4 separate regions of the Homo sapiens genome follow, and regions 1, 2 and 4 are each linked to region 3. Evidence: chromatin contacts called from ENCODE Hi-C or POLR2A ChIA-PET data. All regions are on one chromosome and are shown on one strand. Each heading gives the region's core, a stretch centred on a gene start or an enhancer-like site at or near the end of the contact. The rest is flanking DNA. Distances are from core to core; before and after follow the strand shown.

The links. Hi-C counts contacts between places; a loop is a spot of excess contacts on that map. ChIA-PET counts read pairs that join two places held with the same protein, here RNA polymerase II (POLR2A). Pooled maps may share reads with other maps.
Region 1: a loop to region 3 is called in a map of mammary epithelial cell, with 7 times the contacts of the local background. The contact joins the enhancer-like site here to the promoter of SPAG4 in region 3. A Hi-C loop is called at or near these places in 1 of 168 maps with a recorded cell type or tissue (mammary epithelial cell) and 10 of 50 pooled maps. POLR2A ChIA-PET finds 5 or more read pairs at or near these places in 3 of 52 experiments (CD8-positive, alpha-beta T cell, activated T-cell and activated naive CD4-positive, alpha-beta T cell).
Region 2: a map of endothelial cell of umbilical vein shows a loop between it and region 3 (6-fold over the local background). The contact joins the promoter of PROCR here to the promoter of SPAG4 in region 3. A Hi-C loop is called at or near these places in 1 of 168 maps with a recorded cell type or tissue (endothelial cell of umbilical vein).
Region 4: a loop to region 3 is called in a map with no recorded cell type, with 12 times the contacts of the local background. The contact joins the promoter of NORAD here to the promoter of SPAG4 in region 3. A Hi-C loop is called at or near these places in 6 of 37 single-sample maps with no recorded cell type and 14 of 50 pooled maps. POLR2A ChIA-PET finds 5 or more read pairs at or near these places in 3 of 52 experiments (Panc1, T-cell and activated CD8-positive, alpha-beta memory T cell).

The regions. Positions count from the first base shown.
Region 1 is chr20:35,298,828-35,304,685 of GRCh38, forward strand. It overlaps UQCC1 (ubiquinol-cytochrome c reductase complex assembly factor 1), which reads right to left. Exons shown (of 10, transcript NM_018244.5): 10 at 3,751-5,242. The coding sequence ends at 5,108. Among named protein-coding and RNA genes, the nearest start is that of FAM83C, 9.3 kb to the left of the region's middle. RefSeq lists an enhancer at 5,475-5,858. Within about 2 kb of position 4,089, at least 3 of the 41 ENCODE cell types and tissues checked have a DNase peak (open chromatin) inside an H3K27ac peak, as active enhancers do; they include mammary epithelial cell, where a contact is called at or near this core.
Region 2 is chr20:35,168,225-35,174,520 of GRCh38, forward strand. It overlaps PROCR (protein C receptor), which reads left to right and starts at 3,848. Exons shown (of 4, transcript NM_006404.5): 1 at 3,848-4,000. The coding sequence starts at 3,931. The region is part of intron 4 of MMP24-AS1-EDEM2 (MMP24-AS1-EDEM2 readthrough); the gene reads right to left. RefSeq lists an enhancer at 5,961-6,296.
Region 3 is chr20:35,611,441-35,617,992 of GRCh38, forward strand. SPAG4 (sperm associated antigen 4) reads left to right here and starts at 4,389. Exons shown (of 12, transcript NM_003116.3): 1 at 4,389-4,867; 2 at 5,696-5,800; 3 at 6,080-6,146; 4 at 6,339-6,400. The coding sequence starts at 4,564. RefSeq lists a silencer at 4,435-5,164 and enhancers at 5,595-5,864, 5,895-6,552, 6,075-6,124.
Region 4 is chr20:36,048,275-36,054,743 of GRCh38, forward strand. NORAD (non-coding RNA activated by DNA damage) reads right to left here and starts at 2,686. Exons shown (of 1, transcript NR_027451.1): 1 at 1-2,686. RefSeq lists enhancers at 1,683-2,882, 2,363-2,934, 5,929-6,108 and a silencer at 2,422-2,631.

The DNA.
Region 1 (5,858 bases), core at 2,839-5,338, 310 kb before region 3:
CCTGGGTCCAGTCTACCTTCTGCACTGGTGCCTGCTCTTCCCGCCACCTCCTGTGAATGCTCCTTGCACTCCCAACCCAGTCTCGGGGCTGCCCTCACCTCCGGGAGCTCATCAACTTCAGGATCTCTATACCCAAGACAAAGCCAACATCCTTCGTCCCTGAGGTCCATCCTGAGGTTCGCCAAGGTCCTTCCTCCCCCATGCCCTTGCCCTCCCTGGAGCATCTCTAGCATCTGAAGTCCATCTGCCACCAGACTGGCTCCCCACAGATGCAACCAAGGTGCACCAAAAGCAATGGAGTGGAACCCAGAAAAAATGACTGTTCAGCTTTGCTGCAGGGTCACCTTGCACCAGCAAGCAGATTCTTCTCAGTGCGCCTATTTCCCTATTGCATCATGGGTGCAGCAATCCCTGCCCTGCCCAGCTCATAGGGTGCTGTAAGTTTCACTTGAAAAAACACAACACATGGCCGGGCGCGGTGGCTCACACCTCTAATCCCAGCACTTTGGGAGGCTGAGGCAGGTAGATCACCTGAGGTCAGGAGTTCGAGACCAGCCTAGCCAACATGGTGAAACCCTGTCTCTACTAAAAATACAAAAAAATTTAGCAGGGCTTGGTGGCGGGCACCTGTAATCCTAGCTACTAGGGAGGTTGAGGCAGGAGGATCCCTTGAACCTGGGAGGCGGAGGCTGCAGTGAGCCGAGATCACACCACTGCACTCCAGCCTGGGCAACAGCAGCAAAACTTCATCTCGAAAAAGAAAAAGAAAAAGAAAAAACACAACACAGAGAGGATTCTTCTCCTCCAAAGAGGATCTTCTGCCAGACGTCACCATCTCTGGGCCCCAGTGAGTTCTGTGACTGCACTCTCTTCAGGCTCCACATTAGGCCTCAAGTCCTGATGAGTTTTTTCTCGGAAATGTCTCTGGGGTTTGAGCTTCCCTTTGAATTCCATCTGTCACCCCCGGCATCTCAAGCCCAGATGGCTAAACTCCCTTCCTGACAGAGCCAATCCATCCTGGTACCACTGTCTCTCCACTGCCATCATGCCCCAGTCTTTACCAAGAATGCGCACAGTGGCTTCCTGCTGCCTGGCAGCTGATGTGTGATCTGTGCTACCCCTACTCATGGTCCCACCTGATCTCTGCAACCCTTCCTTCCCTTAGCAGCTAACTCAACAGTTGCTGCAGTCTGAAGAGCTTCCTGTTCTGTGCCTTCAACTGGACAGCTAGTCCTCAATTCCCGTTTTCCTACCTCCTTAAGCCTCACTCTTCACAGCCTGAAGCGGTGGACTGGGTCAGAGCCACCATACAGGGTACATCTGGGCATTCCCCTCCTGGAATATGAGCTTAAGAATCCTCACCTGCAAGGCGGCGAGTGAGGTGACAAGTGAAAATACCAAGCAAGCCTGGCATGGAGGGAAAACTCAAAAGATGCTGGCTGAAGTGCGGCCTGGGCTTCAACCTCAGTTTAAGATTCACCCCGTCTTGTCGTACAGCATTGCTATTTCTCATCGGAAGAAATAGCGATGATTTCTTTTTTCAAATTTTTAGGTAAAACATCAATCTTAGGGGTACTGTTCAGTGTTTCTCATTTGAAAACCTCTATAATACAGTCTTCTCTGAAGAGTAAGGAAGACATATGTTTCTTCTGATGAGTAAGTGTACTTCCTTTTATGTGACAATGGGAACTCTACAACCTTAGGGCTTTCCATTTTCCACCTTTGACCAGGAAGCTCAGAGCAAGGTCTCATACTCAATTGCAAATCTCCTGGCTGACCTGGGGGAGGGAGGCAGGGTGACATGGGGACAAAGCAGGGTCCCCAGGGTCTGTCGTGGGCTGGAGCACTCTTGGCCCCTTCTTATCCTCGATCACTCTTTCTCTAGGCCCCTCTAAGCTTCAGTCCCCTCACTTGTGTTAAAGGGATAATAAAAATGATGAGGGCAATACCTGTTTTACCTGATTGTTGTGAGACAATGCATTTACAGTATTTTATAAAATTTTAAAAAAGTCATATGAAAGTTGCTCATTAGCAGTCCAGGTTTTCCAACATAATTATTTTCCCTCTTTTTCCCTCCCAATACCTGGATCTGATCTTTCAAACTTTAAGGATTTTTTTTTTTTTGAGACAGGGTCTCACTCTGTTGCCCAGGCTGGAGTGTGGTGGCATGATCTCAGCTCACTGCAACCCCCACCTCCTGGGCTCAGGTGATCCTCCTACCTCAGTCTCCTGAGTAGCTGGGACTACAGGCTCATGTCACCACACCCAGCTAACTTTTTGTAGAGACAGGGTCTCACTGTATTGCCCAGGCTGGTCTTGAACTCCTGGACTCAACCAATCCGCCCACTTCGGCCTCCCAAAGTGTTAGGATTACAGGCATGAGCCACTGCACCCAGCCTACAATTTTATTACAAACTGTGTCTCTTAATCTGCTGTGATCTTTTCTGGAAGAATACAGAATACAAATATTAATAAATGACAAAATCATTCCTACAGAGCAGTCTCCCTGAAGGCAAGAAATTGTGTCCTTCACTTGTTTTGTACAATAATGAGTTACACTAGAAAAGCATTTAGCTATGGAAAGAACTTTCCATTTTGGTTCCTATGCTAAGACCAAAGGGAGTGCTCAATATTAAGTCGCTAAAATAAGTGAAACTGTATGGGTCACACTGAGAATGGTCCAGAAGGGGGCTTTTTGGTTGGGGTTGTATTGATAACACTTGGTGATTTAGTCACACATTCATTCTTTCATTTATCCAAGTATACACTGATGCTGATCATGAATCAGGCATTTGGCTGAGCACTGGAAAAACAACAGTGACCAACACAAACACAGTGTCCACTCCACGCTGAGGCAGCTCACAGTACAGTGTAGGAGGTGGGTAAAAAAATCATTTTAACATGGTAAGGTAAGTGTTACCAGGGCTAGGTGTGGAGGCTTATGCCTATAATCCTAGCACTTTGGGAGGGCAAGGTGGGAGGATCAACATAGTGAGAAACTGTCTCTACATAAATAAAAAGGTAAGTGCTCCAGAGCAGAGAACCACGTGGGGAGCAGCACGGATATCGTGACTGTACCTGGAGGGGACAGGAGAGGGAGGGACAAAGGTTCTAGGTAGAGGACACATAGCATGATCTCTCCAGGTAACCCCAAGAGGTTCAGTGTGCTCAGAGAAGAGATGGGTAGACTCATAAAAACAGGAATGGAGGCAGTGGCCAAACCAAGAATAAGGGTAGCCTCCAAGGAACCTGGAATAGATCTTAAGGGGAGGGGGATTGGCAGAGTCAGGGAAAGGTGCTGATGGCCAAGAAGTGAGGGCTCACCAACATCAGACACGATAGATCCAATCTGGCTCCTTCAAAGGCAGCTCCATACTGCAAGTTGCTGTGTTGCACGACGACAAACTCCTGAGCAGACAGGACTAGCTCTGTAGGCAGGGACCATCAGATGCTGGAGGGACTCACCCAGGGCCTGCATGAACACTGGCTGACTGGGATGCTAAGAAGGGGAGTCAGGTTCTGGACCAGGGCTGGACCAAATGACCTTTCAAGTTCCTTCCAAATCTGAGCTTCCAGGATTCTAAAGCAAGCCCGGTAGCTGAACTGGTGCCATGAGCTGGGATCTGTGGCTGGGGAGCTACCCTGGGCAGCAAATGGGTTAAAGCTCAAATAACTTTTATATATGAATTAATGTGTAGAGTTGGGAGCCAAAATCTGTTCCATTAATTTTTCCATCCATTCCAGGAGCAGTTAGGTACACACAGTAAAGTTTATTTTGGTGCATGGTATACTTCACTCCATTAAAAATAAATTAATCAGCAAATTCCTGCCTGGCTCAGCTCTGGTTTATGTAAATAGTGCCCAGCTGTAATGAGTTACAAGGTGTTATTATCTCACACACACACAGGAGGCTTCACTCTAGAGCTCCGCTCGCAACAAAAGCATCTTAAATAAACTGAGAGAAGCGGTTTGATTTGTAATGTTTTCACAGAAGTGGGATATACCTCACCCATATAGAGTTTCTTTATATGACTCATTTTATAGCAAGTTAAATGAAGGAAGTTTGATGGGGGAGGGAGGGGCAATATGGTTCCCCACCCCCTTTCTTCACTTTAAGAAAATCCCCCAAGAGATGACCCGCACTGAGGGAGGAGGGGCTGGTCCTCAGGTGCTCAGACCAAGGTGGCTCTGCAGCACGTGCTTCAGAAGTTGGGAAGGGGGACCAAAGCTGGGCACAGGTCTGGGTCTGCTACAACTAAGCCAGGAGGAATGTTCTCTTCTCCCCAGTATCTCATGAAAGGGGAGGCCAAGACAGGAGACAGCATGTTCCTCATTCAGTTCACTGGGAGTGACAAAGGTGACTTTGTTCTCAAGGCCTCCTTCCAAATGACTTAGGATGTGAAAGCCCTTGGTCATCAGAGGCCTCCTGGGTCCCAGACGACAGGCCTGGCTGGCTGTATCTTGGCCTGAACAGAGACACATCTCCATGAACTAGAGGCAAGAGCAGCAGAGACCATCCCAGCCTCTTCCCTTTCTCCGTCTCTAACTGAGCTGCGCGGTGCCCTCATTACTGCGTCCACCATCTCAGGCAAGTTTCTAAGTCCCTGGAATAAAGAAGGGCCATGGCAGAGAGAAGTCTCTGTTTCTTTTAATGGCCAACTCAACCCCATGGCTGAAAGCCGAGGGACAACGCGTGGTCACCGACCGGACTCGGCAGCATTACAATCTGCTCCTAGGCCACAGCAGGCCCTGGGGGGTTTCCCTTTTGAACCTACACCATCCCTTCCTTGGCCTTTGGGAAAAGCTATCAGTCACATGTAGTTGCTGGAGGGGGTTGGGGAGTGTGTGCTGGGGGACTCTCACTCGGGGCTTCCCCTAAGGGAGAGGACACCCCGGGAGAGCTAGGGGTTCTCCCAGCCCTGTACCCCAGCAGATCAGACTCCTGGGCACACTAAGAGGAAACTCAACACAAATGGGGCCAGGTATTTGACAGATGCTGTTCAGAGGTCAGTTCAGGCCACTTTCTGCAGGGTCCTGGACCAACAGGCACTTCTCTCCTGGAGGTTCCTCGAAGCCAGCTGGCGGGCCGTGCGGAGGGCCCAGCCCATCAAAGTCCCTCGTCGTTGTAAGTCGGAGAATGGGGCTTCAGGATGCTCTGAGGATTCTTCTCCACTAGAGGGCGCCAGCTCACCTCCCCTGTCAGAAGCAGATCCTCCCCGTTCATGGAGTCCAGGTACTGTATCTGCAACCAGGGGAGGGGGAAGGAGGAAGCGACAGAGGCAGGGCAGAGGTGAGGAGCCAGCGTCAGGAACCAGCCTCCCAGAGGAGAGGAAGGAAGGGGACGGGGCATGAGGGGGGCTTCTGACCATCCCAGGTCCCAGACCAAGCCGTCCCAGGCCAAGCCGTCTCTGATCTCCTAGATAATTTCACTAAGGTGGTTCAGAGAAAGCAGTCACTGGGGAGCTGGGTGGCGGGGGCAGTTAGGGAATTCCCTATCACACCTCTGAATGGAGACAGACACACACCTCCCAAGGACACGTCTCCCCTACACGCCCTCCCTAGACAGCTCCTGCAGGCCAGGAAGTCAGGGCTTGCAGCGCACACAGCCATGCTGTCCACCCCAGCACTGCTGGGTGAGAGTCCTGATTCTGTCCCTTCCCAGTGCTGCTACCCAGGGTGGCAGCTTCCCCTCTCTGAGATTTAAGTTCCCTTGTCTTGAGAGAGGGGATAGAAACAGGTACCTCACAGGACACATGAAGAGATTCAACAATATGCATATATGCAGTGCTAGGCACTCACGCTTTAAACATATGTATGCCTCTGTTGTCCTCTAGTGGGCCCCTGGTCAGTGGGCCCCA
Region 2 (6,296 bases), core at 2,598-5,097, 440 kb before region 3:
ACCTGATTAGAAAGGCCTCCATGTGGCTGGGCGTGGGGGCTCGTGCCTGTAATCCCAGCACTTTGGGAGGCCAAGGCAGATGGATCACTTGAGGTCAGGAATTCGAGACCAGCCTGGCCAACATGATGAAACCCTATCTCTACTAAAAATGCAAAAATTAGCCAGGCATGGTGGCACCTGCCTGTAATCCCAGCTACTTGGGAGGCTGAGGCAGGAGAATTGCTTGAATCCAGGAGGTGGAGGTTGCAGTGAGCAGAGATCATACCATTGCACTCCAGTCTGGGCAACAGAGCGAGACTCCATCTCAAAAAAAAAAAAAAAAAAAGAAAGAAAGAAAAGGAAAGAAAGCCCTTGATGTAATGAGCTCTGTGTAAGATAATGTGGATGAAAGTGGACCCAGACCCTACCCGCTTAGATGGAAGGCTCACAGCATTCAATTCCAAATTGGTTCAATCGTACACTCTTTTGCCCTCTCTTATCCATCCCAAAGTACCCTTCAAGCCTTCAAGGGAGAAAAAAGGCAAAGCAAAAATATGCACAACCTCACTAAGAACCAGAAAAATGCAAACTAAAACCAAAGAGAAATGCCATTTTACACCCAACCATCTGATAATGCCAAGGGCTGGCAAGGATGTGAAGCGAGGGAATTCTCATACACTGCTGGGAACGTAAATTGGCACAACCTTTCTGTAAAACAGTTTGGCAATATCTAGTAAAACTGAAGATGCATATACTTTATTACTCAGAAATTCCACTGTCAAGTTTGCACCTACAAAAACTCCCACATATGCACAAGGACTCGAGTATGAGAATGTTCATACCAGCACTGTTTGTAATAGCAAAAAACTGGAAAAAACTTAAGTGTTCAGCAACAAGAGAATGGATACATAAATAATGATCTATTCCCAAAATTGATTTTTTTTTTTGAGACAGGGTCTTGCTCTGTTGCCCAGGCTAGAGTGCAGTGGCATGATCATGGCTCACTGCAGTCTCAACCTCCTGGGCTCAAGCAATCCTCCTACCTCAGCCTCCTGAGTAGCTGAGACCACAGGCACAACCCATCACACCCAGCTAATTTTATTTTTTTTGTAGAGATGGGGGTCTCACTATGTTGCCCAGGCTGGTCTTGAACTCCTGGGCTCAAATGATCCACCCACCTCGGCCTCCCAAAGTGCTGGGATAATACCTCCCCAGCCGGAATATTTTAAAGCAGTGAAAATGAATGGTCTACACATAGCCACATGAATGAATCTTATTAATACATTAAGTGAAAAAAGCAAAAGGTACAGAGGAATACATACATTTTAATACCATTTATATAAAGCTCAAAATATGTGAAATACCACTATCTATTGTTTAGGGATATATACATAAGTAGTGTAAGTATACAGAAATATAAGGAAATGAAAAATATCAAATCTTCATTTTCATCTGAAGTGGTTACTTCAGGGGCTGTGGCAGGGAGAGAGAGATGCAGCTGAGGAAGAGTCCATAGGGGGCTTCAACTATATTAGCAATATTGTATTTCTTATGCTTGGTGGTGGGGATAGGTATGTTTGAAATGTAATCCTTTAAGCATGAAATAACTCTTCAAAAATGAAATATTTCAGGCTGTGCACAGTGGCTCAGGCTTGTAATCCCAGCATGTTGGGAGGCTGAAGTGGGCGGATCACCTGAGGTCAGGAGTTTGAGACCAACCTGGCCAACATGGTGAAATCCCATCTCTACTAAAAATACAAAAATTAGCCAGGTGTGGTGGCAGGTGACTGTAATCCCAGCTACTTGGGAGGCTGAGGCAGGAGAATCGCTTGAATCTGGGAGGTGGAGGTTGCAGTGAGCCGAGATCACGCCACTGCATTACAGCAAGACTCCATCTCAAAAAAAAGAAAAAAAAAAAGAAAAAAGAAATGTTTCATAATTTTTAATAAAAGGCAAGACAATATAAATTGGTAGTTATTTAAGTCATTCTACTTTTCCTGAGGCCCAGTGCAGGAAAACAAAGTTCCTATCCTTGTTCCAACTAGACCATTTTGATAAGCTGCAAAAAGAAAAGACTTTGATGCTATTTCTTAGCCAGTTTGCAACAGCTGAGAGGTGAGCATGGAAGCTCTTGCATATATTCAGTTCAGAGAATGGGTGCTTAGTTTATGTCCAGAGTTTGTCCCAGATTTCACTATGACGTCAGCTCTCCGGGGAGAAGTATATAAAATAAAAAGTTAAAATCCCTCTCAGTCCTTTACCCAATCCTATTCCCCAGAGGTAATCTCTATTGACAGTACCCCTCCAGATATTTTCCCTATGTATATACAAATACACAGATACACACTGAAAGTTAATTTTGGCCAGGTGCAGTGGCTCCTGCCTATACCAGAGGATTGCTTGAGTGCAGGAGTTCAAGACCAGCCTGGGCAACATAGCGAGACCACATCTCTAGTAAAAATAAAAAAAAATAGCTAGGCGTGGTGGCACAGTGGCACGTACCTTTAGTCTCAGCTACTCGGGTGGTTGAGGTGGGAGAATCACTTGAGCCCGGGAGGTCAAGCCTACAATTAGCTGTGATTGCTTCACTGCACTATAGCCTGGGCAACAGAGCTAGACCCTGTCTCAAAAAAATAATAATAAATTTTATATATATATATGAGGATGAAATTACATATGTATTATTTGAACAGAAGTGAAATCTTTTCTTTTTTTTTTTCAGACAGAATCTTGCCGCATGACCCAGGCTAGAATGCAGTGGTGTGATCTCGGCCCTCTGCAACCTCCACCTCCCAGGTTCAAGCGATTCTCATGCCTCGGTCTCCCAAGTAGCTGGGATTACAGGCATGCACCACCATGCCCAGCTAATTTTTGTATTTTTCGTAGAGACGTTCGCCATATTGGCCAGGCTGGTCTCAAACTCCTGGCCTCAAGTGATCTGCCCACCTCGGCCTCCCAAAGTGCCAGCAGCATGCTCGGAGGAGTGACTTTAAAGCTTTTCTACTTGCTTCCTAGAGTAAGGGACGCATTTTACACTGCTATCCAAAACTCATCATAGAAACATACACACACAAAACCAAAGCACACATATACAACTGAGCAAATATTTCATGACATAACACTTTCTCTTACTAAGGGTGACGCGCTGAAATTTTGTATTCTGTCCTATTTCATTTTTTAAAAATGGTAACCATGACCTGCTAAATTGATTTCATTGTCCACTAATAAATTATGACCTCAGTTTCAAAAAGATTGCTTTAGGTAACCAATCATCTTCTGAGATTTATACAGATTGCTCATAATTCTCTCCTATTTTTTAAAAACATGCTGCAGTGAACTGCTTTACACTCATTTTATGACTACTTCTGAGACCAAGATCCCGGATTATGTAATTGTTATTTACTTAAAATTCTGGTAAAATGTAGCCATTATACTGGAAAACTAAATTTTAATCTTGGATCTGTCACCACCATGATATATAAACTTTGGGCAAGTCCCTGCACCTCTCTGGACCTCAATCTCCCCATCAGCAACCTGCTGATCCTACTCCCAGGAGTGTGCTCTAAGTTGAAAGTAGATGCCCCACCCCCTGAGTCAGCGCCGGCAGGACTTCTCACCAAGCCCTTCTCCCCCTTTTCCGCTCCCTGTTCCTGGTTCCTAGGAAGCAGCCCAAGGAGAAGGGAAAAGGCAGGTCTGGGCAGGAGGGAGCAATGAAGGGCGGGGCAGAGGGAGGGCAGGAGGGAGGCCGGCCCCCTAGTAGGAAATGAGACACAGTAGAAATAACACTTTATAAGCCTCTTCCTCCTCCCATCTCCTGGCCTCCTTCCATCCTCCTCTGCCCAGACTCCGCCCCTCCCAGACGGTCCTCACTTCTCTTTTCCCTAGACTGCAGCCAGCGGAGCCCGCAGCCGGCCCGAGCCAGGAACCCAGGTCCGGAGCCTCAACTTCAGGATGTTGACAACATTGCTGCCGATACTGCTGCTGTCTGGCTGGGCCTTTTGTAGCCAAGACGCCTCAGATGGTGAGTCGGGGGCACATCTCCTGCCTCAGGATGGTTCTGGAGAATCTCAGTCTATCTGGGCACATGGCAAGACCACAGGAGAGCTTATCTCACAGCATCTGTGTCTGCAGCTGGCTAGATCTCTCTACAGGGCAGGCAGAGTCTTGGGGACTGGTTCGTGTCCCAAAGCCAAGGTGAGTTAGTACATTTAAGCCCCTGAAAAGGGGGAGATGAAAGAGGCTAGGGGAAACAGGATGACTGGAAACATGAGAAAGAAACCAGCAGAGAGGGTAGGAGAATCAGCCCCAGGGAGAGGGGAGAAAGGGGAACTGAGGGTGATGGTAGATAGGGGTACATCTAGGGGAGACGGGAAGAGGCTCAGAAGAGAAGAGAAATGGAGGGAATGGGAAGACCCTGGGAAAACTGATGGAAGAAGTGGGGGAAGAGTGGGGCAGAGAGAGGTTAGGGGAGGCTAGGGAAAATGGAAGGAGACTGGTCGCAGCTGGTGGAACTGGGGAGAAAGAGATGCTGTGCCTAATAGAACTTATGGGCGATCAGGCTACTGAAGTGGCCCTGTTTAAGCAGAAAAGGGAGTTATTACCCTCCATTATAATTGCACAGGGGCCTCCTTTCCCCTCTCTCACAATCCCCGTAACTTCAGTCTCCCCCTCAGAGAGGCAGCAAATAATAACCAGTATTCAATGAGTGCTCACTATGGTTAATACATGTATTGACCCATTTAACTTGCACAAACCCCTAAAGGTGGGTAATATTATTACTATCTCCATTTTATGAGGAGGAAACTGGGTCACAGAGTAGTTAAGGACCATGTCTAGGGTTATCCATAAATATACTTATTCACATCTGCAGATACAAAGCACAACTTCTCAAATGCAAACACAGACAGGACCCACTCACACACACAGATTTACAACCCCGGACTCATCCAAATGTGCTCTGGGCATCAACTCTGTGCCAGCCTCTTTTCTGGGTGTAGGAAGCAGAGATTACCAAGCATGGTTCCATAGCCTAGAGGAGTCCAGTGTGGCCTGTGTGTGTTTGGAGACAGCCAGGTAGTATCCCGTGAGATACACACTAATATATGGTGGTCTGGGATCACTGAAACAGACACACTGTGTCTCGTGGGGCATCAGAAAAAAATTTCCAAGAAGAGGGCAACTGAGCTGGGTCTTTTTTTCTTTGCTTTTCTTTCTTTTTTCTTTTTTTTTTTTTTTTTTTTTTTTGAGATGGAGTCTTGTGCTGTCACCCAGGCTGGAATGCAGTGGCACAATTTCAGCTAACTGTAACCTCCAACTCCCAGGTTCAGGCGATTCTCCTGCCTCAGCCTCCTGAGTAGCTGGGACTACAGGCATGTACCACCACGCCTGGCTAATATTTGTATTTTTAGTACAGATGGGGTTTCGCCATGTTGGCCAGGCTGGTCTTGAATCCCTGACCTCAAGTGATCCGCCCGCCTCGGCCTCCCAAAGTACTGGGATTACAGGCATGAGCCACCGCGCCCAGTCTCTGAGCTGGGTCTTAAATCATGAATAAACTTCGCCAGGCAGAAAAAGGGAGGCAGAGCAATCCTGACATGCTATTCATGTGTCAGCCAAAGGCAGCATGAGGAATCCCAACTAGTTTGATATATAAGCAGCGGGAAGCGGCCAGAAAAGGCAGCAGGGGCCAGGTCTCTAGCAGCCTTGAATGCCAGGCTAAAGACTCTGGACTTGATCCTGTGGGGAGGCAGTGTAGCAGAATGGCTGAGTGCTGGACTTGACTGCCTACGTGCAAACCTTGGCTCTGCTACACTATCTCTGTCTCAGTTTCCCATGTAGACTGGGGTTAATAATAGTAGCTATTGCATTAAGCCACTGGGGAAAGGCACAAAGATAATAATGTATGTAAAGCCCATTGCCCAGGTTATAATAAGCACTGAATCGACATTGGCTATGATTATTTTTGATTAATGAAGGGGAGGGGGTTATGGCACTGGAAGATTTTAAGTAGGAAAAGGACATGATCTCATCCCTGGGTCAGGTGGAGGTCGGAATAGAGAACGGGGAGATGAAGTAGAAAGTTACTACCCCAGTCTAGATGAGACGGATGAATCCTGAATCAGGGCAGTGGAAGAGGAGATGGAGAACAGGCGATGGAATTGGAATTTTATTCAGGTCAGGATTTGTTAACCATTTGTTCCGTTGGTTAACAGGAAACGGGGGGAGGGAGAGCCGAGGGTGAAAAAGGAGGCAGAAAGGAGTGTCTCTTCCACTGCAGGCCTCAGTTTCCTCATCTGTAAAACGGAGATAATAATCCC
Region 3 (6,552 bases), core at 3,139-5,638:
GTTGGAGTGCAGTGGTGTGATCTTGGCTCACTGCAACCTCCACCTCCCGGGTTCAAGCGATTATCCTGCCTCAGCCTCCTGAGTAGCTGGGATTAATAGATGTGCACCACCATACCTGGCTAATGTTTTTATTTTTAGTAGAGATGGGGTTTCACCATGTTGGCCAGGCTGGTCTTGAACTCCTGACCTCAGCTGATCAGCCCTTCTAGGCCTCCCAAAGTGCTGGGATTACAGAAGTGAGCCACTGCACCTGGCCAGTTGTTATGTATTCAAATGAGTTTGAGGGTCTAAACCACATCAGACAAGAGGGACAGGCTGTTCTGTTTTTTAAAAAGGCCCAGATTAGACCTGAAACCCTCAGATGCTGGAGGAAGGCTTCACCTCCCCACAGTCTTTTTTTTTTTTTTAAGACAGTGTCAGCCAGGCACAGTGGCTCATGCCTGTAATCCCAGCACTTTGGGAGGCTGAGGAAGGCGGGTCAAGAGGTCAGGAGATCGAGACCATCCTGGCTAACATGGTGAAACCCCATCTCTACTGAAAATACAAAAAATTAGCTGGGCTTGGTGGTGGGCACCTGTAGTCCTAGCTACTCGGGAGGCTGAGGCAGGAGAATGGTGTGAACCTGGGAGGCGGAGCTTGCAGTGAGCCAACATCGTGCCACTGCACTCCAGCCTGGGTGACAGAGCAAGACTCTGTCTCAAAAAAAAAAAAAAAAGACTGTCTTACTCTGTTGCCCAGGCTGGAGTACAGTGGTGCGATCTCAGCTCACTGCAACTTCCGCTTCCTAGGTTCAACCAATTCCCTAACTCACCCTCCCCAGTAGTTGGGATGACAGGTGTGCACCACCACGCCTGGCTAATTTTTGTATTTTTAGTACAGAGACGGGGTTTCACCATGTTGGTCAGGCTGGTCTATGAACTCCTGATCTTGTGAGCCCGCCTCAGCCTCCCAAAGTGCTAGGATTACAGGCGTGAGCCACTGTGCCCGGCTCACCTCTATTAAAAGGACCCAAAGGAGTTAACGGACAGAAAACGTGGCAGAGGCAGAGATGGGGTGGTATGGACCAGAATTTGTAGTTTGCAGTGATTTCGCCTTCCTCTCCCTTCTTCCGTGTGGGCCCTGTGGCACCTAATGAAGCAAGGTATTGAGATCATCCCTCTGGAGCCTGGCATGGGCATCTCCCCTCTGGGCTAGAACATAGCTTAACAGATTGTCCGTGTGCCTCAACCCCTCAAAAACTGCCACTTCCAGTTCCTAACATTCTTGTTTTGTTTTGAGACGAAGTCTTGCTCTGTCACCCAGGCTGGAGTGCAGTGGTGCGATCCCAGCTCACTATGACCTCCGCCTCCCAGGTTCAAGCGATTCTTCTGCCTCAGCCTCCCAAGTAGTTGGAACTACAGGCACACGCCACCACACCCAGCTAATTTTTGTATTTTTAGTAGACATGGAGTTTCACCATATTGGCCAGGTTGGTCTTGAACTCTTGACCTCAAGTGATCCACTGCCTGGGTCTCACACAGTGCTGGGAGTACAGGCGTGAGCCGTCATGCCCGGCCCCAGCTCCTCACATTCTAAGGAAGTTGTGAGATGGCAGTTAAGAGGACTGCACTCGAGGGCAGGATTTGGGAATTCTAATGTGATGCAGTGTTATTCCTCTACCTGGACCTGTTTGCCTAGCTGTGCAACTTGTGCATGACATACTGCATTGTCTTTCAAAATGTGGTTGTTGTTTTTCTTTTTTCTTTTTTTTTTTTTTGAGACAGAGTCTCACTCTGTGGCTCAGGCTGGAGTGCAGTGGCACAATCTTGGCTCACCGCAACCTCTGCCTTCTGGGATCAAGTGATTCTCCCGCCTCAGCCTCCCAAGTAGCTGGGACTACAGGCACGGGCCACCACGCCCGGCTAATTTTTGTATTTTTAGTAGAGATGGGGTTTCACCATGTTGGCCAGGCTGGTCTCAAACTCCTCACATCAGGTGATTCGCCCACCTCAACCTCTCAAAGTGCTGGGATTGCAGGCGTGAGCCACCAAGCCTGGCCCCAAAATGTGGTCTTTAACCAGGATCACAAATGTGGTTGTTAAAAATGCACACTCCAGCCGGGCACAGTGGCTCATACCTGTAATCCCAGCACTTTGGGAGGCCGAGGTGGGCGAATCACCTGAGGTCCCGAGTTCGAGACCACCCTAGCCAACATAGTGCAATCCCGTCTCTACTAAAAATACAAAAAAAAAAAAAGTTAGCCAGGTGTGGTGGCACATGCCTGTAATCCCAGCTATTTTGGAGGCTGAGGCGGGATAATTGCTTGAACCCAGGAGGCAGAGGTTGCAGTGAGCCGAGATCGTACCATTGTATTCCAGCCTGGCCACAGAGCAAGACTCTGCCTAAAAAATAAACAAAAACAAAACAAAAGCACATTCCTGGGCCAACTCAGAAATTCTGCAGTATCTGCAGTAGAATCACAAGGTGTGCCTGGGAAGCTGAATTTCTATAAGCTGCACTGATATTCTGTTACATAGCAAGAGTTTGGGGACCTCTAGTCTTCTGGCTGTGACCATCTGATTCCTCATTCTTTCCTCCATGGCTCAGGTGTGCAGCCTGAGTGTGGGTATGACGATTGGTGGGTGCTGAATTCTCAACCCACAGACCCCTGGGAAAAATGGGTCTGGAGGAGGGACCCACAGATCCTGAATGAGCTCTCTGACCTGATGTCTAGGATGAGAGGAGGGGGCTGAAGGGCTTGCAGAGCAAAGGGGACTAAGTATTTAGAAGTGCCCTGAGTGATGCCCTGCTCCTTCTTAACATTCATTATTTGCAAATATTTGAGCACCTACTACATGCTAGGCTTATCTAGGTGCTGGAGGATACAGTAGTGAATGAAAATCTGTGCCCTGATTAAGTTTATGTTCTAGTGGGCATGGCAGGCAATAAGGAAATAAATAAATGGGCCAGGCATGGTGGCTCACATCTGTAATCCCAGCACTTTGGGAGGCAGAAGTGGGTGGATCACTCAAGCTCAGGAGTTGAAGACCAGCCTGGGCAACATAGCGAGACCCCATCTCTACAAAAAATACAAAAATTAGCTGGGTGTGGTGGCGCAAGCCTGTAGTCCCAGCTACTCGGGAGGCTGAGGCGGGAGGATTGCTTGAGGCCGGGAGATGGAGGTTGCAGTGAGCTGAGATCATGCCACTGCACTCCAGCCTGGGCAACAGAGCGAGACTCCATCTCAAAGAAAGAGAGAAATGAAATATATAGCATGTTAGTGACACGTGCTGAGGAGAAAAACAAAACAGGGAAGGGGGATAGAAACTGGTATTTGCTAAGTGCAATTTTAGATGGGGTTTTCTAGGAAGTGCTGTGACGTCATCACTTGCTTTAAAAGAGGCCAGGCGCAGTAGCTGACTCCTGTAATCCCAGCACTTTGGGAGCCCCAGGCAGGCGGATAACCTGAGGTCAGGAGTTCACGACCAGCCTGGCCAACATGGTAAAACCCCGTCTCTACAAAAATACAAAAATTAGCCAGGCATGATGGCGGGTGTCTGTAATCCCAACTACTCGGGAGGCTGAGGCAGGAGAATCGCTTGAACCCGGGAGGCGGAGGTTGCACTGAGCCGAGATTGCACTACTGCCCTCCAGCCTGGGCGACACAGCAGGACTCTGTCTCAAAAAATAAAAATAAAATAAAAATAAAAATGCTGGGCGCAGTGGCTCATGCCTGTAATCCCAGCACTTTAGGAGGCCGGGGCGGGTGGATCACCTGAGATCGGGAGTTCAAGACCAGCCTGACTAACATGGAGAAACCCCGTCTCTACTAAAAATACAAAATTAGCCAGGCATGGTGGTGCATGTCTGTAATCCCAGCCACTCAGGAGGCTGAGGCGGGAGAATCGCTTGAACCCGGGAGGCGGAGGTTGCAGTGGACCAAGATCGCGCCATTGCACTCCAGCCTGGGCAACAGAATGAGACTCCATCTCAAAAAAAAAAAAAAAAGAAAGAAAGAAAGAAAGAAAGAAAGAAAGAAAGAAAGAAAGAAAGAAAGAAAGAAAGAAAGAAAAAAACTGTTATAGACTGAGTGCCATTTTAGATGGGGTTTTCTGGGAAGTGCTGTGACATCATCGCTTGCTGTAAAAGAGGCCGGGCGCGGTGGCTGACGCCTGTACTCCCAGCGCTTTGGGAGGCCGAGGCGGGAGGATCGCTTGAGCCTAGGAGTTCGAAGTTACAATGAGCTATGATCAGGCCACTGCACTCCAGCCTGGGCAATGAGAAAGACCCTGTCTCTTAAACAACAACAAAGTCAGAAGGAGAGGCTGCCATGGCTACGGCTCCAGGTGACGTCACGGCCAGCTCCGTGACGCGCGGCCAGGGCAGCCCGCGGAGACCGAGGCTCCTCTGTGACGTCAGCAGCCGGCCGGGACACAGCGGGAGGGCAGGTGCGGCCGCGGGGCCTGCCGACTTCACGCAGGGTCCGTGGGGTCCCCGCGGCGCGCAGCGGCTGAAGGAGGCCCCAGGGCCTTGGCGACCGCAGCGGCGGCTTTAGCGTCAGTGACTAGGCAGCAGGGGGTCAGGATGCGGCGAAGCTCCCGCCCGGGCTCGGCCTCGTCCTCGCGCAAGCACACGCCCAACTTTTTCAGCGAGAACAGCTCAATGAGCATCACCTCGGAGGACAGCAAAGGGCTCCGGTCAGCGGAGCCCGGGCCTGGGGAGCCCGAGGGCAGAAGAGCCCGGGGCCCGAGCTGCGGTGAGCCCGCCTTGAGCGCGGGAGTGCCCGGAGGAACCACATGGGCAGGAAGCTCTCAGCAGAAGCCAGCGCCTCGGAGCCACAACTGGCAGACAGCCTGTGGCGCGGCAACCGTGAGGGGCGGGGCCTCGGGTGCGGGCGGGGTCGACCCCGGGTGAGCCAGTGGAGGGGGCGGGGCCTAAAGGGCGGTGCTGGGCGGGGACGGGGCTAAGATGATATCTGGGCACCTCCTACAAGGTGGGTCCTGTAGGGTAAAGGGATGGTGCTAAATGAGATCCCTTAAGGGGCGGAGCCTCGGTGTCCTGGACGGTTATGGGAAGGGGCGGGGAAAATCTTGTGGTTGGGTGCCACTGAGGGGGCGCGGCCTCAATGTTAGCGTGAGTGGCTCCCAGGACAATTGGGTTCCACCAAGATCTAAGGCTGGGGGCGGGTCATCCGTTTGGGGGAGGGACCAACTCTTTTTTTTTTTTTTTTGCAACGGAGTTTCGCTCCTGTTGCCCATGCCATGCAATGGCATGATCTCGGCTCACCGCAACCTCCGCCTCCCGGGTTCAAACGATTCTCCCGCCTCAGCCTCCCGAGTAGCTGGGATTACAGGCGTGCGCCACCATGCCCGGCCAATTTTTGTGTTTTTAGTAGAGACGGGGTTTCTCCGTGTTAATCAGGCTGGCCTCGAACTCCCGACCTCAGGTGATCCGCCCGCCTCGGCCTCCCAAATCGCTGGGATTACAGGCGTGAGCCACCGCGCCCGGCCAGGAGACCAACTCTTGACGGAGCCTCCCTGAGGGGCGGGGCTTCAGAGGGCGGAGCTGGAGCCGGGATAGGGCTGCGGTGGGACCAAAGCCTGTGAGAGACTTCCCAGCTGTCTGGCTTGTGGACTGAGCAATCTGCGGCCCGGTCTCGAGGGGAAAATAGGTCTGTGGTCCGCAAGGCCCCAGTGGAGCCCTTGGGTTCCCGCAGAACCGACTGGGTCTCCAGTAGTCTCTGAGGAGCCGCTCGACCTTCTCCCGACCCTGGATCTGAGGCAGGAGATGCCTCCCCCGCGGGTGTTCAAGAGCTTTCTGAGTACGGGCCAGGCCAGCTGCGATCCCCTCTGACCCTCGGGTTCCCCTCTCCGAACTCCAGTTCTCTCTGAGCCCCCGGCCCCCGTTTGAGTATCGAGCCCCTCTCCGAGCCTCAACTCATTCCTAGCCCCCATCCAATTATCCTAGCCGACCCTCTCTTCCTGAGCCCCAGGCCCACCCCCGGCCCCTCCCAAGCCCCTTCTGAACCCGGACACCACGCAGGCTGAGCCCCGCCTCTCCCTGCCGTGGGCCCCTCTCTGACCCTCTGTCCTGGCCTCAGGCCTGCTCTTCCAGGGGCTGAGCGTGTTGTTATCCCTGGCAGGAGACGTGCTGGTCAGCATGTACAGGTCAGAGGAAGGGACGCTGGCGCCCCAGGAACAGCTCTTTGGAGGGGGTGGGGAGCAGGGCCGGAACCTTGCTGGCGCTTGAGCCGATTCAGATCTGATTGAGTCATGTTGGCAAGAGCTGGGTCTAGGACCCTGGGGTGGGGACTGGAGGGTTGAGCAGGTCGGGGCCTCAGCCTCCCTCCGGTTCCCCAGGGAGGTCTGTTCCATCCGCTTCCTGTTCACGGCTGTGTCGCTGCTGAGCCTCTTTCTGTCAGGTGAGGGGCAGTGAATTCCCTGGAGCCCCTGCCCTGGGTGCTTTGGAGGCAAACCCAGCACATTTTCTCCTACATCCTCGGTCCTGCAGCTCCTGGCATTCCCCTGCAGAACCCCCTAATTCCCCCTCAGACTCCCACGGTCCTCCCCAGGC
Region 4 (6,469 bases), core at 1,436-3,935, 440 kb after region 3:
TATTATAAAATCGGGACTAATTTGTCCGTTATATATACAATATATACAGTATAGCAAAGTTAAATGAAATGCATGTAACATATACACAATGGATTAAGCTGAAATTTTCTAATAAACAATGGCAAAACACCATTTGCAATTTCTTCCCTCCCACCTCCCAGGTGGTTCAACAATTCCACTTCCAAACAGCATTTCCCATCAGTTTTTAAAAGCTATTTACAAAGTGTTATTCTACTACCACTTTTAAATACATCAAGCACTTCCAAATATCTAGAAAGACTAGATATTTCATATAACTTGTCCACCACATACACAGCACTGTTAAATAAAATTGCACACACATAACAATGGTTATCATCTGAGGTATCTTCTAAATGTGGCCATTTTGGCCTTGAATCATTCCCTCCTCCCTTCCTTCTCTGCCTTCAATCCAGTGGACAAGTACAGGCACGTGTAATGCTTAGAGATGGTCAAACAAATTCCTATGCAAAAGTCTTTACAGAAGACAAGTTTTCCTACGAATTTCAACACAAAGTGTACAAAATATGCTAATTTTACTCCTTTGTCATACACTGGCAACCTCTTTAACATCTAGAGACTAGATGTTGAAAAATTAGGACTATTTGTCCATTATATATACTATATACAGAGCAAAACAAAATGCACAAAACATATAGAAAAATGGTGTCTGAAAATGTCCAAGTATGAACACACTAGTAATATTACCTTTTGCAATTTCTTCCCTCCTACCTCCTCTAAACTATTGAACAAGTATAGACATTACTATACTGTTCACAAAGGTGGCTTCACAATTCAATTTCCAAAAGCATTTCCTATGAATTTTAGCAAAAAGATATTTACAAAGTGGTATTTTACTACCTATACATTTAACATACATCGGGCACTTCTAAACATCTAGATAGACTAGATGTTTCAAGTAAGGAGTTAATTTGTCTACTATGTATACAGCAGTCTTGAATAAACTGCAAACATGTAACAACAGTTATAATTTGAAAGAGTCTTCCAAATGTGAACATTCTGGCCTAGAACCCTTCCCATCTCCATCAACCCAGAAGACATCAAATTTTCAGAAGACAATCTTTCCTAGGACTTGTAAAACAAAATGTACAAAATATATTAGTTTACTAACTCTACTTTTGTCATACACTGGCAACCTCTTTAACATCCAGAAAGACTAGATGTTGTCAATTAGGACTCGTCTGTCCTTTATGTACACTATATACACAGATAAGTAAAACAAAATGCACAGACATAATGATTCATCTTGCCTCGCTGTAAACAGGATGGCATAGAGCTCTCTGCACCTCCCCCTCCTCTCTCCTCCCCTGAACCACTGCACAAACACAATGAGTATTACTCAACAGGTGATTTGGCCATTCCCCCCCAAAAATATTTCCTATGAATTGTAACAAAAAGGTATTTACAAAATGTGATTTTGCTACCTCTAATTTTAACATATCAGGCACTTCAGAACATCTAAAAAGAAGAGACATTTCAAAAAAGCTTAGCATTGTCAACTATATACACAGTAGTGAGGAATAAAATGCACACAAAACAATGGATAGAATATGAAAATGTCTTCTAAATATGACCAGTCTAGCATAGAACCTTCTTCTCTTCCTTCTCAGGTCTTCCAGCTCCATGTCATCTAACCCACTTAACAAACGTGGACGTATCGCTTCCAGAGGCCGTCTTAACAACTCCATTTCCAAAAGTCATCTCCAGAAGACATGTATTTTCTATGATTTCTTTTAAACAAATGAGAATTTACAAGATGTGTAACTTTCTAACTCTATTTTATCATACGTCGGCAACCTCTTTCCATCTAGAAGGGCTAGATGTGACAAATGTTTTCTATTAAAAGGTTGGGGTGGAGTTGAGAGCAGCTTTTTCATATTATATACACAGGCCTTCCATAAACGGCCAGTAAATCTTCCCAGAGGGTGGTGGGCATTTCCAACGGGCCAAACGTGGCCTGTCATTCTACCATTTCTCTCTTCCGACAGCAAAGTCTGGTAGAATGAAGACCAACCGCCCGATGGCCGCTAACCGTTCCACCCGTCGTCGTTCGGGACTTCGCTCACCTTCCAGGCCCCTTAAGGCCTTTGTCCGTTGTCGTCAGGACTAGGTAGGTCTCGCCCAATGGCGACAGAGTGGTCACCCGGGAACCGGATCTGCGCGGCTCCGTGGCCTAAAGAGGCGGCCGAGCCTGCTTGCGTCCCTAGGCCGCCTTCCCGGGCCGTCCACGCCTTAATGGCCTCCGCCGCGCGGCGTTCGAGCTGCCGCCATACTTCCCGGCCCACCACGCCCAGCGCCGCCCAAAGGCGCTGCGTCCCGGCGGCTCTGCGGGGGTTTCGTCGAGGCTTGGGTCGGGAGACCCGGGTGCCGGCGGGGTCCGGGCTGGGAGACGCCACGGCCGCCATTAGTCACCGAGGTGGGGTGGGAAAGAGAGGTTCGCTGCGGCTTCAAGGTCTGGGCACAGCCAGTGGGCGGGCACAGCCAGTGGGCAGCCACAGCAGAGGCCTCCGTTATCTGCAGGGCAGAGGGCTCGGCCTGTCCCGGGGCCCCCCAGTTCACCCGCCGGCCCGGGGCCGGAGGGCCTGGAGGGCCCTGGAGGAGCGGGCTGCGTTCTGCGTCTCTCCGCGATCTCTGCCGGACCGGAACTGACTTGGCAGTTCTCTGCGCTGGCAAGAGAGGAGCGGTACCGGAAGTGCCCTTGCGCTGGGGGCCCGCGAGCCGTGGTTCCGGGTCTGCAATGTTCCGGCGTGGGGGTGGGGAATGGGGAATGGGGTGTGGTCACGTGGGGTTAGGGCCCCCTCCACCCCGCTTGCTCTTCGCAACGGAAATTGCTACTGGCCTCAGAATTCCCTGAGCAAACGTTGCTTCTCTATCTCCTTACTCCTCCGGTGCTGGATAAGAAGACTCCAATATTTCATTTATTGACTCATTTACCACCTGTTTACCGAGCACCTATGTGCCTCTAAGCACGGGGGAGTGCAGCAGTAAAGAAAAAAACACAGGAAAATTTCTGCTCTCCTAAAATTTACATTCTAGTAAGGGAAACAACAATAAACAAGATCCTTAAAATGCATAAAAGGGTAGATAGCGAAAGTGCTTTGGAAACATAAAAAGGAAAGAGGAATATGAAGTGCAGGTGCGGAATGCTTTATAGTACGGCCAGGTGACTCTGGAGCAGAGACCCGAAGGAGGCGAGGGGATGAGCCATGCTTGGAGATGTCTGTAGGGGAACAGCTTATGCACAGGCCACAAAGCCGAAGCATGTGGGCCAGGCCTGTTCCAGGAACAGCAAAGAGGCTGGGGAAGAGAGGAGAGAAATGGGACCATGGGAGGGAGTTGAACTGCAGTGCGGGAGAGCTGAAGTGGAGGCAGGGGCAGAAGCAGGGAGACCTGATAACTGACTGTTGCAATCAAGCAGGTGAGCTATGATAGGGACTTATGCCAGGGCGACGACAGCAAAGGGGGCAAAAAGTGGTTGAATTCAGGGGTTGACATAAGCTCAAGTCTATAAGATTTGCTGACGGACCAGATGTGAAGTGGGAGAGCGAGAACTGAAAGATGACTCCACACTTTTTGGCCTGAGCAAATGAAAAGGCAGCCGCCTTAAGTGAGATGGAAGAAACCATGGGAGGAGCAAGCTTTGGGGAGAACACCAGGAGCTGAGTTTTAGGCATGTTAAGTTTGAGATGTCTGTTTGACATTCAAGTGGAAATGTCAAGCAGACAGATGGATTTATGAGTCTGGCATTCAGGGAAAGGTTTGAACTGGAGATGAATCTTTGGGAGTCGTCAGCATATAGATGTCTTTAAAACCTTGAGGCTGCATGAGAGAACCAAGAGAGGGACAAGGTCTGAGGTCTGATCCCTGGGTAACGTTTACAGGTCAGGGAATGAGAAGGAACCAGCAAAGGAGACTGAGAAGCGACCAGGGTGGTAGGAGAACAACCAGGAGAGTGTGGTGTCCTGGAAGTAAATGAGGAAAGTGTTTCAAGGGGAATTTATCAACAGTGTCAAATGCTGCTGATGTGTCAATTAAGATAAGGTTGGAAATGACACTTCCAGCTTTTAGAATTAATGCTGTGATGAACTTCCTCGTGAATTTTCACATTTTGTGTAGACTTCTGAATTCCTTTGGGTTTTTTTGTTTTTTGTTTTAGATGGAGTCTTGCGCTGTCACCTAGTCTAGAGTGCAGTGGCGCGATCTTGGCTCACTACAACCTCCACCTCCCAGGTTGAAGTGATTCTCCTACCTCAGCCTCACGAGTAGCTGGGATTATAGGCGCCCGCCACCGCGCCCAGCTAATTTTTGTATTTTTGAGTAGAGACGGGGGTTTCACCATGTTGGCCAGGCTGGTCTCGAACTTCTGACCTCGTGATCCACCTGCCTTGGCCTCCCAAAGTGCTGGGATTACAGGCGTGAGCCACCGCCCCCAGCCTCTGAGTTCCTTTGTTTGTATTTGTATTTTTATTTTTTTTTTTTGAGGCAGAGTCTTGCTCTGTTGCCCAGGCTGTAGTGAAATGGTGCGATCTTGACTCACTGCAACCTCCACCTCCTGGGTTCAAGTGATTCTCCTGCCTCAGCCTCCCAAGTAGCTGGGATTACAGGCACTCGCCACCAGGCCAGGCTAATTTTTTGTATTTTTAGTAGAGACGGGGTTTTACCCTGTTGGTCAGGCTGGTCTCGAACTTGTGACCTCAGGTGATCCACCCACCTTCGCCTCCCAAAGTGCTGGGATTACAGGTGTGAGCCACCGCACCTGGCCTGCATTTTTATTATTTTTAAAATTATTTATTTATTTATTTATGTTTGAGACAGGGTCTCGCTCTGTCATCCAGGCTGGAGTGCAGTGGTGCCATCTCGGCCCACTGCAACCTCCAACTCCTGAGTTCAAATGATTCTCCTGCTTCAGCCTCCCAAGTAGCTGGGACTACAAACGTGTGCCACCATGCCCAGCTAATTTTTGTATTTTTAGTATAGATGAGATTTCACTGTGTTGGCCAGGCTGGTTTCAAACTCCTGACCTCAGGTGATCCACCTGCCTCGGCTTCCCAAAGTGCTGGGAGTACAAGCATGAGCTACCACCACTGGCCCTGAGTTCCTTTGGATACAATTCTGGAAATGTAAAGAAAGATCAAAGGATTAAGACTCTTGATGCAGACTCAGACATGATTCCCAGGAGGAAAATCCTGCAGTCAGAAAGGCCTTGCTGGTGGAAGGTGGACAGGAGAGGTGGCGAGAAGTCCAGGGGCTCTAGTCCACAATGAGATGACAAGGCCCTGAGCCAGGAGAGTTGCACAGAAGTAGAAAACCGGTGAAGTGAGTGTTTCTAGCATTTCAAGAGAAGAAGCCAGTGGGCTGAATACCTGAGAGAAGAGGGAGGAGGGGAAGGAAGAGCCATGGATTATACAAGTTTCAAACACTAGCGCTAATGGGTAGTTTGGTAGTTGATACATTAGCCAAGACAAGGAGTAGGAGAGGCTCCTGGTCCCCTTTCTGAGCTTCCCACCGCCTAAGCAGCCAAACATGTGGGTATTCCTGGAACCTAAAGATGAGGATGATGAAAAACATGTATACATCCTGCTTTCTTTTTCTTTTTCTTTTATTATTTTTTTTCCGAGACGCAGTCTTGCTGTGTCTGGGCTGGAGTGAAGTGGTGTGATCTCGGCTCCCTGCAACCCTCGCCTCCCAGGTTCAAGCGATTCTCCTGACTCAGCCTCCTGAGTAACTGGGATTACAGGCACGTGCCACCACATCCCTTTAATTTTTGTATTCTTAGTAGGGATGGGATTTCACCATGTTGGCCAGGCTGGTCTGGAACTCTTGACCTCATGATCCGCCCACCTCGGCCTCCCAAAGTGCTGAGATTACAGGCATGAGCCACTGTGCTCAGCATACATTCTGCTTTCTACCTGATAGCTCTACTTGAATGTTCCAACAGTATCTGAAACTCCTCTTGTGCAAAACAAAACTCTTGGTATCTCCCCAGAGCCTGCTCTTCCCTATCAGTAAATGGCAGTATCATCCACCTGTTTCCCAAGTAATATGGTTTGGCTGTGTCTCCATCCAAATCTCATCTTGAATTGTACTCCTATAATTCCCACACGTTATGGGAGGGACCCAGTGGGAGATAATTTGAGTCATGGGGTGGTTCCCTCATACTGTTCTCATGGTAGTGAATAAGTCTCATGAGATCTGATGGTTTTATCAGGGGTTTCCGCTTTTGCATCTTTCTCATTTTCTCTTGCTGCTGCTGTGTAAGAAGTGCCTTTCACCTCCTGCCATGATTCTGAGACCTCCCCAGCCATGTGGAAATGTAAGTCCGATTAAACCTCTTTTTCTTCCCAGACTCGGGTATGTCTTTATCAGCAGCGTGAAAATGGACTAATACACCAAGTAATTCTCGATCTCCCTTGATTCCCCATTCTCTCAC